Linked DNA regions of Homo sapiens: region 2 is linked to region 1. The links are chromatin loops, found by intact Hi-C in ENCODE. Cell type or tissue: heart right ventricle. All regions are shown on one strand.

Region 1 (2,500 bases):
TAGGACAACATCCCTGACCCAGAGGCAGGGCAATGAGGCACATACTCAAATACTGCAACATGAGATTCAGTGTGATGAGTGTGCAGGGATAAACTGAGTGAAGCCAGGGAGCACGGAATGGAAAGCACTCCTGGCTGGGGAAACTCTGGGAGGCATCCTGGAAGAAGTGGCATTTGAGATGACCCTAAAGGGAAAGGTAAGATTTTGGTAGACGTAAATAAAAAGAAAGGCATTACCTGAGAAAGGTCCAGCTTGAGTAAAAGCCTGGAGATGGGAAGACAGAGTGTTTCAAGATGAGTGGGAATTTGAGGTAAACTGCAGAAATGTGTACCTAGAGGGAAGGTGATGGAAAGTGGACTGGGAGAGCCTTGAATTATGATGGGTGTAAAGCCAGGCTTAGGACTTATTATCAGCAGTGGGAACCATTGCAGGTTTTAGGGCAGGGAGACAAAATAGTGCCTTCCTGATGGAACTTGAAGAGTGTCCTCAAAGAAGCACAGAATATAGATTGTGGGGAAAGGGGTGTGGGAGGAGGACAGAGTAGAGATGGATCCGTTAGGAGGTTACTGCAATGGTCTGAAAAAGAGTAGAATATAAGCACTTGATGGGAATACAAAGATGGTGATATCGGAGAGATGTGGTAAAGAGAGAACTTGCAATTGGTTGGATCTTGGGGGTAAGGCCATTGGGTAAGCCAGAGATGACGCTAAGATTTGGAGAGTGAACACTGGAGGGTGGCGGGCTCTTGGGAGAGGAGGTTATAAAGGGAGGACAGAACTGGAGCAGAAAATGACCCATTCCGTTTGGGATATTTAGACATTCAGAAGAGGCACCCGAGACCTGATGCCCGACAGGGGTTGGAGCTCAGAGTTGGTGCTGACAAGAGAGGCTGGAAGTGAGGACCATCTGCATGGAGGTGTCAGGTGAGGCCCAGGGTAGGTGAGATAATGAAGGAGGCAGCACAGAGGGAGGGGTGCTAAGCTCAGATCCCTGGGTAGGCACACACATTAAAAAGAGAAAACAACGGGAGTTTCCTGCCACGGAAACCCAGAGAGGGGAGATTTCCTGTGGAATGCTGAACCGGCTGAGGATGAGGGACTGGGGCAAGGCTGCAGGATTTGTGGCTGAGGAGGAGGTCCTTGGAGTCCTTCCTGGGGCTCCATCAGGAACGAGGTGGGGCGGAAGCCGGATTAGAAGCCCCGAAGAGCGAGTGGGTGGTGAGGAAGTGTAGGCAGCAAGTGTATTTCCTGGAGAGTTTTTAAAAATAGGACGGATGCACAATGCCCCTCATTTGTGCATAGTTTGAGGGCCTTCTGCCAGGGAAATCCAGGAGACTACGGAGGCTGTGAGGGGCCAAAAGCCACCATCTCTCGTGGGTGTTTGTAAGTTTCCCTCCAAGCCAGCAACCCTGGTATGTTGGTTTCCTCATGGTAGCAGGTGAGGAAGTGGTTGTATTTGTTGTCAGCATGTACTTGTTAATGTCACAAACCAGACCTCTCCTTCAACAAGGCCCAGAGCAGGTTGCCCCAAGGAATGAGCACTGACTTGGAGTTTTCTAAAATGTTCTGCATCTGGTTTTAGGGACCACCCTAAAGGGGTGACTGTGAAGGAATCACTGCTTTTCCAGGATCTTGGTAGGAGTTGCACGAAGAATAAACAAAGAGGCATGTCAGCTTCCAACGTCTCTTTTCTGTTTCTCAGGAGAAAAAAGACTCTAACCTTTTGAAGACAGACTTGAGGTTAATTGCTCTTTCCTCAGGAAAGCCTGCCAAAGAGAAAACAAATCCCATAAGTGATGTGACAATGCCCTAGGAAGGCAGTTGATTATCCTGGTTTAGGGAGAACAGGGACTCAACTGCCTCCCATGGAAACTCTCTCCTCTCCCTAGCTTCTCACAGGTGACCCTGACGACCCACCACCCCAGCTGTTCTCCATCACCTGACAGCTGAGCCTCCAAGATGCTGGCGAGTTCTGCCTGTGCATGGCTTTGACCAGCTCCAGCCAGAAAGAGGAACTTTCAGAGTCCAGGTTTGGGGCCTGTGGATGAGTTACCTGTTACCAAGAAAGGTTACCGAGTCTCCATCACTCTTTTGGGAATGAGGCCACTTCCTACTGACAGATCCTGTAGCTATTTATGGAGAGTTTTGGCCTTTCAGCATCCAATCCCTCTTTCAATCAGGAGGCGTTCTCCACTGTGTATTATCTGAGAGGGTCCCAATGTACCACCTCCTGCTGTGGAAGCCAAAGCTGGGGTGGGGGAAGCAGGAGGTGAGAATGTGACTCAGGATCAGTCAACCACATGGGACCCTGAATCTTGCAGGAGAGGCAGAAAGAGTCAGATGTGGTTTATAAATTATTGGCAGTTATTGAAAGTCTAGAGGTGCAGCATCAAGTGTCCAGCATGGTGACATCTCACTCCAGTATTCTAATTACTTTCTCCCGTAGTGAACTGGGCTCTGGTTCCAGCTCCCTGGCCTCCTTTGCTTTCTGTGTATTTCCT
Region 2 (2,500 bases), 710 kb after region 1:
TATCATCTGTAGTCAGATTAAATCTAAATTTAAATTATCTTCTGTAGTTGCTTCTCTTAAAAAAAGAGCTCAAAAATGAACAATGTGTATTCTGTTATAATAGTAATCATGCTGTCAAGAAATTCTTTTTTCTTTTTTTTTTTTTGAGATGGAATCTCGCTCTGTCACCCAGGCTGGAGTGCAGTGGCACGATCTCGGCTCACTGCAAGCTCTACCTCCTGGGTTCACGCCATTCTCCTGCCTCAGCCTCCCAAGTAGCTGGGACTACAGGCTCCCACCACCACACCCAGCTAATTTTGTGTATTTTTAGTAGAGATGGGGTTTCACCGTGTTAGCCAGGATGGTCTCGATCTCCTGACCTTGTGATCCGCCCACCTCGGCCTCCCAAAGTGCTGGGATTACAGGCATGAGCCACTGTGCCTGGCCAAGAAATTCTTTTTTCTAACAAGTACAATTAATAAAAATATGTTAGCAGAGAGGGTAGTGGCAGAGATTCCCACAATAGTACCCAGTGCTCAGTCTGGTGGAGTTGGCAGTACATGCTGCAGCATTTTTGCCAAATAGTGGTAATAATGGCATGTCCATTGGAGTAGATCTATAATATGATTTGGGTGTTGTTCCTAGTTATATAGCTGTCAAGTTTACATAACCTCTGTGGACAACTTTATAGATTCAATAAGCTACTTAATATTATAATAAGTTATTTTCTTTTAAATCAGCTGCATATGTTTTCTGCAGTTTGTAGCAGAACTCTTGACAGAGCTGTATGTTACATTTATTTTTGTCTGTTTTCAATGGCCAAGACATCAAGTACTGTTTTGCAAGGTAGTGGTCATAGTGGGTGTATTAGTCCGTTCTCACACTGCTATAAAGATACTACCTGAGACTGAGTGATGTATAAAGGAAAGGGGTTTAATTGACTTACAGTTCCACATGGCTGAGGAAGCCTCAGAAAACTTACAATCATGGTAGAAGGCGAAGGGGAAGCAAGCACCTTCTTCACGAGGCAGCAGGAGAATGAGAGTGTGAGCATCAGATAATGTGAGAACTCACTCACTACCAGGAAAACAGCATGGGTGAAACCGCCCCCGTGATCCAGTCACCTCCCACCAGGTCCCTCCCTTGATACATGGGGATTACAATTTGAGAAGAGATTTGGATGGGGACACAGAGCCAAACCATATCAGTGGGGATCATTGTGTTGTTATCAAACCTAAAGGGAATACAAGGTAGACACTACTAGTTGCCTATTCAATTTCAAGTCTCTATTTTTATCTTTCTACCAGAACGCCCTCCCCGCTTTTTTATAGCAGCAAAATGCAACCACCTTTGCAACTACAGGTAGTTATATGACACAGTCCAAGCCAATGGAATGTAAGAGGATGTCCTTGCATGTACTTTCAGAAAGCCCAGCTGGCTTGGTTCCATGAATCTTTGCCCTTCTTTCCATCCACTTCTTCCTGCTTGGACATTGGTTACCTGGAGAAGCAGAAGCCATTTTAAGATGATGAAAGCAAAAGTTAAATGTATGAGATGATGGTGCAGAAAGCCAAAAGGGGCCTCCAGAACACTGAGCTTTGTGGAGTCGTGTACCATAGCTGTATTGCCGACCTCTGAACTTCCTGCTGAGATAAAAAACAATCCTTATGTGTTTATACTACTTTTATTTCAGTTTCTTTTAAGTATAGCAAACACATTCCAAATAATATGCATCTGAAGTTTTTGGTTTTGTTTTTAAATTTTTTTTTTAGGGATGGGTTCTGGCTGCGTAGTGGCTAGAGTGTAGTGGCTATTCTTAGGTGCGGTCATAGCTCACTACAGCCTCTAACTGGCCTCAAGCAATCCTCCCACCTCAGCTTCCAGGGTAGCTGGGATTACAGGAGAGCACCACACTGAAGTTTCTGTTAAATAGAATGTTTGCTGTAGATTTTTAGTTGATGTCCTCTGTTAGGTTGAAAACCTTCCTTTATTTTCTTGTGAAATTTCTAAGAGATTTTTAAATCATTAACTGGTATTGAACTTTATAAAATGATTTTTCTGTGTCTGAGATGATCATGTGATTATTTTTCCTGTTTATGTCCCTTGATGTGATGATTTTTATTGTAGATCTTCCTTTATTGAACCAAATTTACGTTATTTATATTAACCCTATTTGATTGTAATATATTTTTAGTAGGGTATTAGACTCTGTTACCTAACATTTTACTTAGCATTATTTTGCATCTATGTTCATAAGTAAAATAGGAGTTTTTTTCTTTATGTGACTAGGTATCAACATTATATTGGCCTTATAAATTATGTTGAACACTTTGCCTATTTTTTCTGTTTTTCCAGGGCAACTTGTATTGTAGGAATCATCAGGCAATAAGATGCAGGGAAAACTCTGGATACTGCATACCCAAAGTTGAATACATTTTTCTTCTTTTTGAAACTTTTAATACACATAAAGACAAGTGCACGTATTATAAGTATATAGTTCAGTTTATTTCGACAACCTGAA

The links. Peaks named below come from ENCODE experiments on the same cell type or tissue, not always from the same donor. Only the 100,000 strongest peaks of a DNase experiment are listed, where the experiment ranks them.
Region 2: a loop joins it to region 1, with 10 times the contacts of the local background. A loop is called at or near these places in 2 of 110 quality-filtered maps.

The regions. Positions count from the first base shown.
Region 1 is chr4:152,114,790-152,117,289 of GRCh38, reverse strand. No RefSeq gene overlaps it. Among named protein-coding and RNA genes, the nearest start is that of LINC02273, 15 kb to the right of the region's middle. In heart right ventricle, no CTCF peak of the experiment used is centred here; a DNase peak (open chromatin) is centred at 1,328; H3K27ac peaks cover 1,725 bases.
Region 2 is chr4:151,401,254-151,403,753 of GRCh38, reverse strand. FHIP1A-DT (FHIP1A divergent transcript) reads left to right here. Exons shown (of 3, transcript NR_183963.1): 3 at 2,335-2,500. Among named protein-coding and RNA genes, the nearest start is that of FHIP1A-DT, 6.4 kb to the left of the region's middle. In heart right ventricle, no CTCF peak of the experiment used is centred here; no DNase peak of the experiment used is centred here.